Regions from separate parts of the Homo sapiens genome. Here region 2 is linked to region 1. Evidence: chromatin contacts called from ENCODE Hi-C or POLR2A ChIA-PET data. All regions are on one chromosome and are shown on one strand. The core of a region is the stretch at or near the end of the contact, and the rest is flanking DNA. Distances in the headings are between cores, read along the strand shown.

The links. A loop is a pair of places that touch in the nucleus more often than their neighbours do. ChIA-PET counts read pairs that join two places held with the same protein, here RNA polymerase II (POLR2A). Pooled maps may share reads with other maps.
Region 2: a loop to region 1 is called in a map of left cardiac atrium, with 2.7 times the contacts of the local background. The contact joins two enhancer-like sites. A Hi-C loop is called at or near these places in 2 of 168 maps with a recorded cell type or tissue (MCF 10A and left cardiac atrium) and 5 of 50 pooled maps. POLR2A ChIA-PET finds 5 or more read pairs at or near these places in 4 of 52 experiments (MCF 10A, WTC11 and activated naive CD4-positive, alpha-beta T cell).

The regions. Positions count from the first base shown.
Region 1 is chr10:5,945,484-5,952,039 of GRCh38, forward strand. It overlaps LOC105376384 (a long non-coding RNA gene), which reads right to left and starts at 431. Exons shown (of 2, transcript NR_188180.1): 1 at 172-431. It also overlaps a transcript of IL15RA not described here. RefSeq lists an enhancer at 1-190. Within about 2 kb of position 5,158, at least 19 of the 41 ENCODE cell types and tissues checked have a DNase peak (open chromatin) inside an H3K27ac peak, as active enhancers do.
Region 2 is chr10:6,096,815-6,103,608 of GRCh38, forward strand. RBM17 (RNA binding motif protein 17) reads left to right here. Exons shown (of 12, transcript NM_032905.5): 2 at 234-374; 3 at 4,457-4,573. The coding sequence starts at 252. Among named protein-coding and RNA genes, the nearest start is that of RBM17, 11 kb to the left of the region's middle. RefSeq lists enhancers at 1-5, 109-709. Within about 2 kb of position 4,582, at least 2 of the 41 ENCODE cell types and tissues checked have a DNase peak (open chromatin) inside an H3K27ac peak, as active enhancers do.

The DNA of each region.
Region 1 (6,556 bases), core at 3,908-6,407:
CGCTCACTGCAGCCTCATGCTCCTGGGCTCAAGCGATCCTCCCACCTCAGATTCCTGAGTAGCTGGGACCCTAGGTGAGCCATGGCACCCAGTTATACACTTCTGTAACTAGGACTGTTGGCTCTCTGCCCAGAGGAATGAAGACACAGCTTCAGAAAGAGAAGCACTAACCTTCATGGTGAGGGCGTCCACCAGGAGGGAGTGGTTTTGCCAAGCGGGGACTTGAGGCAGACGGCCCAAGTTTCACCAACTGTGTTCAATCCTACGGGACCCTTGCTCTTTTTCAGTTTCATTTTCCTTCCAGTTACTGAGCAGCCCTCCCAGGACCCGAGGATGCAGGGCATGCAGGGGCGGCGCAGTGCTTCCCCGGCCAACCCCTGCCTTGCCGTCCGGTTGACCTGGCTGCCCAGCAGCCATGCTCTGTCTTTCCTGAACGTGTTGCTCAATTTCCTGTTTGGGTTTTTGCCTCCACCGCCCCCCCCCACCATTTAGAATGCTCCCTGCCCGTTTATTTAAATTCCACCCATCCTTCCAACTCACATCCTGCATTCCTCAAGCTTCCAGGCCTTGGAGCCATTTCTGCCTTTACTGGGCTCGTGTCCCATTAGTGTGTGTGCTTGTGGTGTAAGGTTTTGTTTCATATTTGTTCCGGTATGCTTCTCTTTTTGACCAGGCTGTAAACTTCTTGAGGATTAGTACCAGGCTTAACTGTCAGGATCTCTAGTGGCTAGCGAGGGGAGAGACAGACGCCAGGGTCTCCTGTGACCCTCACGCCTCTGGGAAGGGAGTGCATGTGCCGTCATCCCCACTACAAAGATGAGGCAATGTCCGTGTGTGTAGTGTCTCCAAGTGACAGGGCCAGCAAAGGGTAGAATGGATGCTCAGCAAAGGGTAGAATGGATGCTCGACACTCAGGCTTTTAAGTTCTATCTTCTTTCCACTGCACAAAGATAGTATTTTGCAGATGCCACATGAATAGCACCGATAATAAGTGTTATGAAGGCTCAGAGGCAAATGATTTTGTACAACTGAGTCATTAGCCAAGGCTCCGGGGCTGGGCATGGTGGCTCACGCCTGTAGTCCCAGCACTATGGGAGGCCAAGGCGGGTGGATCACTTGAGATCAGGAGTTCCAGATCAGCCTGGACAACATGGCGAAACCCTGTCTCTATCAAAAATATAAAAATTAGCTGGGCATGGTGGCACGCACCTGTAGTCCCAGCTACTCAGGAAGCTGAGGCAGGAGAATCGCTTGAACTCGGGAGGCGGAGGTTGCAGTGAGTGGAGATCGTGCCACTGCACTCCAGCCTGAGCGACAGAGCGAGACTCTGTCTCAAAAAAAAAAACCCTCCAAAACTGAAACAACAGAGGCTCCTGGAGAAGGTAAACTTGATCTGGTTCTGGAAGGTGAGTTGGATGTAGGAGACTGTGAAGGAAGGACAGGGGCATTGGGCATTGGCTACGGGCTTGGCCTGTGAGGAGGCCGCAGGTGGGACGTGGGGGTGGAGGTGCTTGCAGCAGGGCCCGGCCCAGCCTTGGGGAGCTCTTGTTTCCACGGAACAGGCTGATTCCTGGGATCCTGAGGGTCTGATTGGGATTCTCAGCAAAGTTTTCTCCCCATGCAGAATGGGACAGGGGGAGGAAATTGTCAGCAGAACAGACTTCCTTTTGCAAGATGCCCCCCTCGAGCAGGAGGCAATGTTGCAGCATTGTCAGGCAGAACAGAGGGCTGCTTCTGAGGACAAGGGAGGGTGGGGGATCCTGTGAGTCCTCCAAATGTCCCCCTACATTTTTAATCCAGTACAGGAACCTCGCCCTTCTCCAATCAGTGCTCTCCCTTCAGCTGGGAAACCTGCTGGGGCCATGGATTCAGCTAATGTTCTTCCAACAACTTGACGGCTTAGACTGTTGTTTTTTTTTGGAGACTGTGTCTCCTCTGTCATCCAGGCTGGAGTGCTGTGGCATGATCTCGGCTCACTGCTACCTCCTGGGCTCAAGCAGTTCTCCCACCTCAGCCTCTTGAGTAGCTGGGACTACAGGCACATGCCACCACAACTGGCTAATTTTTGTATTTTTTGTAGAGACAGGGGTTTCGCCATGTTGTTTGGGCTGGTCTTGAACTCCTGGACTCAAGCGATCCACCTGCCTCGGCCTCCCAAAGTGTTTGGATTACAGGCATGAGCCACGGCGCCCAGCCAAAGGCTCAGACTCTTAAGATGGGTTTTCAGATATCCTGGCCTCGCATCTGTAAGGAATGAAATTCCGCGTTGTTCTAGGCAGTCTTTAGGTTTCAGCCTGTGGCTTGAATTCAGACTTTAGAGATTTGAACTTCTTATTCTCTAAGTTTTTCAGTGACATTAAAAGCAGCTACCCACTATGGGCTCAGATTTCTCATATCCATACGATTTCAGGATGGACGCAACATAGTCTCTGAGAGCCAGGCTTGCAGCAGGCATGACATCCCAGGCACCTCCTGGCGAACTAATTACCGAATTCCCTGGGCCGCTCCATTCCTGTCTCTGCATATCATCAGAACATTCACTCTTTTCTCTCGTCCCTAAGGCAGATAACCAGCCGCAGACACTCCTTATCTCCCCTCTTCTCCATAATTTGCAATACCCACTCCTGGTACCGAATTTCATATCAGCTAGGAACTTTTCAGTGACAAGTAATGAAAACAGAATCTGTTATAAAGAAAAAAAAATGTATTGGAAAGATACGAGGGGCTCATAGAATCCCGGAAAATGGGAGGCTTAGGTTTGGAATATGGTTAGGACCTAAAGACGCCTGGAGAGCCCAGAACAGGAGGCCCAGCAGCCAGTCAGAGCTTCTGAGGCCACTGCTGGCCACTGCCCTGTGAGTTCTGTGCTCTTCATTCTCTGTATTCAACAGCTTTGTAGTCTAGCTGAGAGGCCCTGGAGGCCACGCCCAGGCCAGGTGCCCACGCGTGGGGAGAGCAGGGAGAGGGGAGGTCAGCCCGTCTGTGTCAGTGGGTGATGAGGCACCCCAACAGGATGGAGGAGCCCCAGTGGAATTCTGCATTCCCATTCTTTCTCCTCCTTTGTGTGGAACATTTCTCCTTGGTGATTTTTTTTTTTTTTTTGAATTGGAGTCTCGCTGCGTCTCTCAGGCTGGAGTGCAGGGGTATGATCTCGGCTCACTGCAACCTCCACCCCCAGAGTTCAAGTGATTCTCCTGCCTCAGCCTCCCAAATAGCTGGGATTACAGACGCTCACCACCACGCCAGGCTAATTTTTGTGTTTTTAGTAGAGATGGGGTTTCACCATGTTGGCCAGGCTGGTCTCAATTTCCTGACCTCAGGTGATCCACCCGCCTCGGCCTCCCAAAGTACTGGGATTACAGGCATGAGCCACCCTGCCCGGCCATCCTTGGTGATTCTTTTAATGCATTTTAAAATATTGAAAATATATATTTTATTTTGTTTATACAAGGCACAATGTCAAAATACAAATCATATATAATGTGTAGATATAACAGACAAGGAAGTATAAATGCATATATATGTAAAATGGCGCTGAGATGAGTTTTCTTCTTCCTGAATCCTTCGATGGAGAGGATTCACTGGGCTTAGCATCTCCTCCACCTTTTCCGGCTCCCTGTCAGTGCGTGCAGCACAGCTGGAGACAGGGTCATTGGGAGGAGCCCAAACGCTGGTGTCTTCCCTATAGACATCTCCCACGCCAGGAGGAGCCTTGTAATTGACAGAGAGCCTCAGGTATGTCACTTTTCTCTGTGAGCTGCAAGTCAGGATGAGGGACGGACGGTTTCAGGAGAGGAGGAGGTGTTTCATCCTGAATAGCTAAGAACAGCACCACTAGAATGGGTGGATTTACAGTCACTTAGGGAAGTAAAGTGTCAATTAAATCCCCCGGTAATATAGTGCCTAATATTACCTAAAATATGCACACATTGAGTTCTGATTAGTGCCTAGCAGTGTGAGGTGGGGGAGGCTGTGATTTGGGTCGGGCTGGTCCTGCCTGCAAGGAGCACAGCCCTGGGGTGAGACAAACCCGCAGTACTCGGGGAGTCCGCTCTGTGCTGTGAAATTCCAAGCCAGGAGGTGGCAGCCTCAGCCAAGAGGAAGAAGTCCTTGGGGAACAGGGGGGTGAGCAGTGAGAAACAGGGTGTCTTTTGATCCCTGCTCTCCCACTTCCTAATGTCTGAAGAAGGGTTTAAACGGGGAAAGTCACACCACAAGATATATTTTAAAAAGTTAGGCAGGAAGAAAATGGAAATCTGCATCTATACAAGGGAATAAAGAACGTAAGTGGTTTTAAAAAAGTGGTGGGGGGAGTTAAGAGTCTTATTTCTTGCCAGGCACGGTGGCTCAAGCCTGTAATCCCAGCACTTTGGAGGCTGAGGCGGTTGGATCACCTGAGGTCAGGAGTTCGAGACCAGCCTGGCCAACATGGTGAAACACTGTCTCTGCCAAAAATACAAAAATTAGCCAGGTGTGGTGGTGTACGCTTGTAATCCCAGCTACTTGGGAGGCTGAGGCAGGAGGATCACTTGAACCCAGGAGGTGGAGGTTGCAGTGAGCTGAGATTGCACCATTGCACTCCAGCCTGGACAGCAGAGCAAGACTCTGTCTCAAAAAAAAAGTCTTATTTCTTGATCAAGAAAAATCAAGGCAAAATATAAAAGGTGAAGAGTAATCCTTTTTCTTCAAGGCAAATGTGTAGGGCAGGGAAGGAGAGAAGAGGAGGAGATGTGAATCATTTAGACTTGTGGCAGCTGAAGACGTGGGGACTGAAGGCCTCACAGCTATAGAACTTTCTTTTTTTATTTTGGACTCAGGAGAACATGTACAGGTTGTTACACGGGTATATTGTGTGATGCTGAGATTTAGAATACGGTGCTCCCATCACCCTTCAGAGTTCTGTGTACTCTTTCCATTTCAACATAAAAATAAAAAAGGACGGACTCTTCCCAGCACCTGGCAGATGCTGACCTCCTGGTCATTCTGCCCATTCATTCACCCAAATATTTGCTGGCATTTACTGAGTGCTGAGGACTGAAAGGCAATTGCACTTCCTGATGGCCCTGAAAGGTACAGTGGATGGGTGCCAAAGGACCTGTGTTGATTCCTTCCTTCCCTTTCATCATTCCTGGCCGCTTGAACCTGGGCCAGCCTTGTGACTCGCTTCGACGGATAGAATGCCACAAAAGTGATGCGTGCCAGTGTCTGGACCAGCCTGTCAGGGGCCTGGCAGTTTCTATGTTCTTTCAGCCAGTGTGACTAGCCTGAGCCCACCGTGCTGTGAGGAAGCCCAAGCAGCCACGTGGAGAAGCCTCCTCTGATTTTGATGAAGGCATCTAAGCTGAAGGCAGGCAGATATCGGTGAAAAAAATGGTCAGGTGTGGTGGCTCATGCCTGTAATCCCAGCACTTTGGGAGGCCGAGGCAGGCAGACTGCTTGGGCTCACAAGTTCAAGAGACCATCCTGGCCATCATGGCAAAACCCTGGCTCTACTAAAAATACAAAAAATTAGGCGGGCATGGTGGTGGGCACCTGTAGTCCCAGCTACTCGGGAAGGCTGAGGCAGGAGAATGGCATGGACCCAGGAGGCGGAGCTTGCAGTGAGCCGAGATTGTGCCACTGCACTCCAGCCTGGGCGACAGAGCAAGACTCAGTCTCAAAAAAAAAAAAAAAAAAAAAAAAAAAAAAAATATTAGCCAGGTGTTGTGGTGTGTGCCTGTGCCTGTAGTCCCAGCTACTCCAGAGGCTGAGGCATGAGAATTGCTTGAGGCGGAGGTTGCAGTGAGCCAAGATTGCATCACTGCACTCCAGCCTGGGTGACACAGTGAGACTCTGTCCCCTCCCCCACAAAAAAAGAAGTCAGTGAAAAATGGCACTTTGAGAATGTCTGATGACATGTGGATTGGGCACTATGCCCATGCCCCATCTCCCAAATGCTCACAGTGGCTCCCTCTTCCCCCTGGCTGTACAAGGGGCAGTTGGTGGCTGGTTTTCAGCCAGGACTGCTCCCCTCCCGCCCCACCTACACTTCTTATTACTTTTGTTTTTTAAAAAAATTTTGGCTGGGCGCCGTGGCTCACGCCTGTAATCCCAGTACTTTAGGAGGCCGAGGTGAGTGAATCACTTGAGATTAGGAGTTTGAGACCAGTCTGGCCAACATAGCAAAACCCTATCTCTACTAAGAAAATATAAATATTAGCAGGGTGTGGCGGCACATGCCTGTAGTTCCAGCTACTTGGGAGGCTGAGGTAGAATTGCTTGAACCTGGAAGGCAGAGGCTGCAGTGAGCTGAGATCTCGCCATTGCACTCCAGCCTGGGTGACAGAGCAAGACTGCTTCAAGAAAAAAATTTTTTTTATAGAGATGGGGTCTCACTATGTTGCCCAGGGTGTTCTTGAACTCCTGGGCTCGATCAATCCTCCTGCCTCGGCCTCCTGAAGTGCTGGGATCACAGGTGTGAGTCACTGCGCCCAGTGTCCCAGCTCCTGCTCTGATCCAGCTCTGGCATTAACCAAGCTTCATGGCTGCAGGCAGAACAATTTCTCCAGTCCTCAAT
Region 2 (6,794 bases), core at 3,332-5,831, 150 kb after region 1:
ACTGCATGATCTTATAGATGGAAAAATGAATTTTAGAGGCTTATTTTAAAAATAATCCATGGTCTAGCTTCATGTATCAGGAATAGCCCTACATTAATGGTACCAGGAGCCTGGGCCTCTGTTGCTGAAAGGTCCTGGACCTTTTACCTCTAAAATTTCATGATACTTATTTTAACATGAAAAGCCTTTATTGAATTGTGCATTCTTTAATCCCCACCCCTTTTGCCTTTCAGCATTAAACTGAAGAAAAGATGTCCCTGTACGATGACCTAGGAGTGGAGACCAGTGACTCAAAAACAGAAGGCTGGTCCAAAAACTTCAAACTTCTGCAGTCTCAGCTTCAGGTGAAGAAGGCAGCTCTCACTCAGGCAAAGGTAAAGACAAGCCCAGAGCATGAGAGCAGAGGCCTCCAGAGTGGGTTCCTCATTAGGATGACAAGGAATTTGGTTTCAGCTTGCTCTTCTGCCTTTGTATTGGGTAAATGGTGTTAAGCATTTGTAGGGGGAGAGGAATGAGGAGTTTAAGGCCACTTTGCTACTCCTGGCTCCTGGGAATAGGAACATTTCGTGGGGTAGGAATGAAGAAAAACAGTACTCTGCGGGGGCTGGGCGCAGTGGCTCACGCCTGTAATCCCAGCATTTTGGGAGGCCAAGGCAGGCAGATCACGAGGTCAGGAGATCCAGACCATCCTGGCTAACAAGGTGAAACACCGCGGGCGCAGTGGTGGGCACCTGTACTGCCAGCTACTCGGGAGGCTGAGGCAGGAGAATGGCGTGAACCCGGGAGGCAGAGCTTGCAGTGAGCCGAGATCGCGCCACTGCGCTCCAGCCTGAGCGACAGAGCAAGACTCCGATTCAAAAACAAACAAACAAACAAACAAAAAAACAGTACTCTGAACCAGCAGTGACACTGCTTTTCAAACTTAAGTAGTGGAGGTCTAAGATTGAGTGAGAACTTGTTTAAGGTGCTAATTTTGTAGCCTTACTCCTGATATTCTGGTAAACTGTAGTTCAGGCTGGAGCCCCAGGAGTGGGAATTTTTAAGTAGCATTCCTACTGGTTTGGTGGAGGTAGTTTGGAAGCAGCACTTTGGGAAGAAGCTCCACAGAATACCTAAGCTGCTGCGTGCAACTTATTGAGGGCTCAGGTTGATTGTGAAGGCGTCAGGCATAGGTAGTCTGGATGCTGATTGCTTTTGTTTCTGTTGTGTACATGTTGGGTATTGGCAATGTCCTTGAAATAACATGTAAAACATTAAAAACCTAGTTGTCGACTGGATATTTGCCATTAAAATGTAGGCATGAGAATGGTATTATGGTTTGTTTACTACTTTAGAGATCTTTATGTTCTAGAGTATGCATTCGTAATGGAGGCTATATCCCCCCAAACAGAGCGAATATTGGTCTTTTTGGGGGTGAAAAAACCTTGCTCGTGTTGTGCACAGTGTATCTGTGGTGTGAAAATTTCATGTGCGGGAGAAAATTTAGTCAAAGGCTCCTTGCTGGGGAGGCAGTAATTAAAGTTGAGAAAAAGTACTTTAGAGATGTGTACTGAAATATTTACCGATAAGATGATGTCATTTTTGGGATTTACTTCTAAACAATTCAGTCCCGGGCAGGGGAGGGAGGGAAGAACAGAACTACCCATGAGTTGATAATTGTTGAAACTGGATGTGGATAGTAGAGACTTAAGAATTAATATTAATCTCTAATTTCATGTTTGAAAATTTCCGTAATACACAGGTTTTTTGTTTTTTTTTTTTTTTTTTTTTTTTTTTTTTGAGACGTAGTCTCACTTTGTAGCCCAGGCTGGAGCGCAGTGGCATGATCTCAGCTCACTGCAAGCTCCGCCTCCCAGGTTCACGCCATTCTCCTGTCTCAGCCTCCTGAGTAACTGGGACTACAGGCGCCCACCACTGCGCCTGCGGTGTTTCACCTTGTAAGCCAGGATGGTCTCGATTTCCTGACCTCGTGATCCGCCTGCCTTGGTCTCCCAAAGTGCTGGGATTACAGGCGTGAGCCACCGTGTCCGGCCAATACACAGGTTTTTTTTCTTAAAAGTTCTACTCATTTTTCTTTTCCCTTTACCACATCAATAGATACTTACATGGAAGTGCTTACATTTGATTGTTCAGTATTGTAGAGAGGTTTTTTTGTGTTTTTAAAATTCATCATTACCAAATTTAGATTTTTTGGATGCCAGTATTTTGTGTTTTTTTTAAAACAAGGTTTCATTCCAAATGTAAGGAGGGTTAGCAAAACCTCGTTTTTCTCTTTAATTTTTTTTAAAAGTACATTTATAAAATCTTTGTAGATTTCATGTAACTTTTGCTTTGCAGGGAAGATGCAGGTGTGAGCCACCGTGCCCGGCCTCATATAGATTTTTAAAACTTGAGGTAGCTTGTGAAGTTATTTCTACTAACTTTATAAAACTTTTGAGATTGCTATGTACAGTTAGTTTTGTGGGTTTTTTTTTTTAAGGGAAGTGAAGATTGCATTCTCTTAGGCTGTTTAGTTACTCAGAATACTAGATTGGCCTAGCCAAACCTGTAAAGGTATTTATTTGGTAGAGAAAATTTGAAGCTGTGGTTTCATTTGTATCTCCATTTGAAAAAATACAGTTGTTTCTTGGTGTCCACAGGGGATTGGTTCCAGGACCCCCCTGCCCATACCAAAATCCAAGCGTGCCCAAGTCCCTTATATAAAATGGTGTGGTATTTGCACGTAACTAACACACATCCTCCCATATTTTAAATCATCTGTGGATTGCTTGCAATACCTAACACAATGTAAATGCTGTGTAAAAAGTTGTTATACCGTATTGGTTTTTTTATTTGTATTTTTTGTTGTATTGTTTTATTTTCTTAATATTTTCAGCCTGGGGTTAGATGTGGAACCTGTAGATACAGAGGGCCAACTCTATATTGAATAGAAAATAATAATAATAGAAAATATGTGATTCTGGCTGGGCGTGGTGGCTCACACCTGTAATCCCAGCACTTTGGGAGGCCAAGGCGGGTGGATCACCTGAGGTCAGGAGTTTGAGACCAGCCTGACCAACATGGTGAAACCTTATCTCTAATAAAAATACAAATATTAGCCCGGTGTGGTGGCGTGCATCTGTAATCCCAGCTACTCTGGAGGCTGAGACAGGAGAGTTGCTTCAACCTGGGAGGCGGAGGTTGCAGTGAGCCGAGATCGAACTCCAGCCTGGTGACAGAGCAAGACTCCATCTCAAAAAAAAAGAAAGAAAGAAAATATGTGATTCTAATAAATCCCCCTTCCGTTCTGTAAACTTTCGTATTTACTTTGTGAGTTGTTAATTGGATTAAATTTTGTTTGCTTAAATTTATAAGTATTGTTATATTCAAGAGAGATGAAGGCTTATTTTGTGCCTTTTATAGTGGTAATGAAAATTTGTAACACTTTAAATTGCAAAAGAGAAAAATTAAACCTTTCTAATCAAAAGATCTAATGGTTACCACCATACCCATATGATCAACCTTAGCATTGCTGTTAGACGGCCTGACGCAGTGTGCCTGCTGTGTGTTGCAGGAAGGGGCACACTGCCTCACCTGGGAAGTGTTCCTGCCTAAAAGCTTTACCCTGAATTCGATCAGGCCTTTAACCTCCAGGTTTCAGGAATTACAAGGCATAGAGGAACAAGCTCAACTAAATAACCAGGTAGTTATTAGACAGATCTAGAACAAACAGCATTTTACAAGATAGTGTCAGAGGAAAAAAAGGAAGAGGAGATGAAGATGATGGTGATGATGATGATGGGGAAGAGGGACTGTTCTTAATCAAGACACTTAAAAACCAAAAGCATTTCAGGAACTTTGGTAGGATCCTGGTTCAAAAAAAAAATCAGCTGTTTAAAGGACATTTTTGGGATATCTTGGAGAATCTGAATGTGAACTGGATGGGAAATGACATGGGAATTAGTGATTTTATTAGGGGTAGTAATCTGACAGGAGAATGTCCACGGTTTCAGGAGATTGGGGTGAAGTGTCATGATGTCTCCAACTTTCTTTCAAATGGTCTAGCAAAAAATACAGGTGTAAGGGCAAGAAGTATGGTAGAACATTAACAATAATTGAATGTATAGAAATGATTTTCTTTTAAAAACTTTTTTTTGTAGATTCATAATAAAGGAGATAGGAAGGATTCTATATCCTAGTAGGAGGGAACAAAACTCTTATCCCCAAGTATCTTTTGAAAGTGACTAAGTTTACTGTAAACCTTTCACAGAAATGGAGAAAATCTCATGTTTTTGAAAAAGCTGAAAGAAAATAATATATGATTATAGTAATAAATTAAAAGGCTGTTGTTTTGAGATTATGGTTTTCTCATATCTCAAAGGTTTGTTGCAGGGACCAGAAAGAAAATCTTTGTTGCAAACAGTGTGAATTTTAATTTGAAACTTCAGTATGTTTTCCTTGTTTTTGATGATTTTAGAGCCAAAGGACGAAACAAAGTACAGTCCTCGCCCCAGTCATTGACCTGAAGCGAGGTGGCTCCTCAGATGACCGGCAAATTGTGGACACTCCACCGCATGTAGCAGCTGGGCTGAAGGTAAGCCCGCGCCTGCCTGTGAGCTTGATACGTGTCTCTGTTCCCATGTGGCTTATTTTGCATATGAGTTACTCTTAACAGATGGCCTCCTTGGTGGGCCTTTGAAACCAAGTTAGTATCATTTTCCACCTAATTTTTACTTCTGTTTTGCCAATTTTAAAATGTATCTATTTGAAATTAAATAGTTTGTTGTAGAAAAATCAGAAACTAGAGATACGCAGAAAGAAAAACAAATTACCTTCAGTCATACAATCCGGAAGTGAAAAACGTAATATTTTTCCATCCTGTGCCTACTCCACCTTCTGCTAACTTGCTTTTCTTACTTAATACGTTGTGACTCTGTCAAAAAATACAGGACTGTATGATCACGTTTATGGCTTCACTATATTCCCTTGTATATAGATGGACTATAATTTAATTCCTTTAATGCTGGATATATGGGTTGTTTCTATTTTTTGCTATCATAAACAGTGTTAGTACTTACTGATTTATTGTGGATTAAAACAGAGAAAGGGGTTTTAAAACCCACTTCTACCACCCTAACCTGTATGATTCCAGTGATTTTACATATGCTTAAAAACAAACATGTGGTCAACTCTATAAATTGGGTTATTGAGGATGAAGAAGATCTGGAAAAGGATAACTCAAAATCATAGTTAAAACTAGACAAAATGAGGTAAAATGAGTGAATAAACTAGTTAAAATTATACCCACAATTTAAGTATACATTTATCTTTCCACAGATGGCGTTCAAATAATGACTGTGGTCATTTAAACAGCATCATGAATTGCACAAAACCGCTTGATGAAAAATGACCAAAAGATTAATAATAGTGCTATCGAGACAGTTTCTTAGCAAGGCGCGCCTGTCCTCCCCACCACCTGTGGGAAGGGCTGCATCAGGCTGGGGCAAAGGGCACACTCCTGCCCATCTGTTTCACGTCACTGTTCTGGGTTGGGCTCCGTCTCCTGCCTGTCCTGCTTATGTTCTGGGCCAGTCTGTGGCTGCAGCTTACCCTTGAGTTGTCCTTTTCTGAGGGGAGCGGGTGCTGTTCCTGAGGGCTGGTAGTTCTTCTGGAGGGGAAGCACCACATGGTGGAGGTGTTTTTTTGCTGATTCCTAGTCATTGAGCATTTTCCCCCATAAATTTGATACCTAGTTTATTCCTGCTACATCTAATTTAAAAACTGGTTCATAGTTTCTTCTGTAATCGTGTATTGGTTCTAGTACCTATAATATTAGTCTCCTATTTAATGAGTAAGCCTTTTTCCTCCTTGTTACATAGTTTTCACGATCAGTTTTTAATTCTCATTAAGCGAATGCATCATAATTTACACAAGTATTCCCTAACTGTAAAACCACCTAGATTTGCTTTTACATTGCCTTTATAAATACCACTCTAATGAACATCTTTTTGTGGTTTTTATTTTTGAGACAGGGTCTTGCTCTGTCACCACGCTGGAGAGCAGTGGTGCAATCTTGGCTCACTGCAGCCTCCTCCTCCTGGGCTCAAGCGATCCTTCCACCTCAGTCTACTGAGTAGTTAGGACCACAGGCATATGCCACCACATTTGACTAATTTTTTGTAGAGATGAGGTTTCACCATGTTGCCCAGGCTAGTTTTGAACTCCTGAGCTCAAACGATCCACATGCCTTGGCCTCCGAAATTGCTGAGATTACAGGCATGAGCCACTGCACCCGGCCCTCTAATGAACATCTTTACAGAGATGTTTCTATGTAATTAGGGTTATTTTCTTAGATTTTCTGAGGTGGCATTAAGATATCAGCCATTTTTATGGCCAATCTGTTCTGGCACCAGTTTACTCCCAGCAGTGCACAGTATCACCTCAGGCATATGAGGGTGAATTTTACCCCATCCTCCCCCCTCAGCATTGAGGGTATTAACATTTTAATTTTTTTAAATTGAACAAATCACTTTATTCATTGCAGCATTTAGAAAAGGATGATTGATTTCATTGTTAAGCATAGCAGGGTTTATATGTAAAAGTTTTTTTCTTTGAAATTTTGAAGTGTCAGAGAATGAACCTTCATATTGACAGTTTGTTCTCTTAGACACGTTGTGATAATTGTGTTAGATAAATTGAGTGGCTGGTTGTCATTTTCTCTCTAAATAATAACTGAAAAGAAATCTTCATGTGCTTTTGTATTTTTTAAATGTCTTTTATAAAATGAATACAAATGTATAACTAACCTTTAGGAG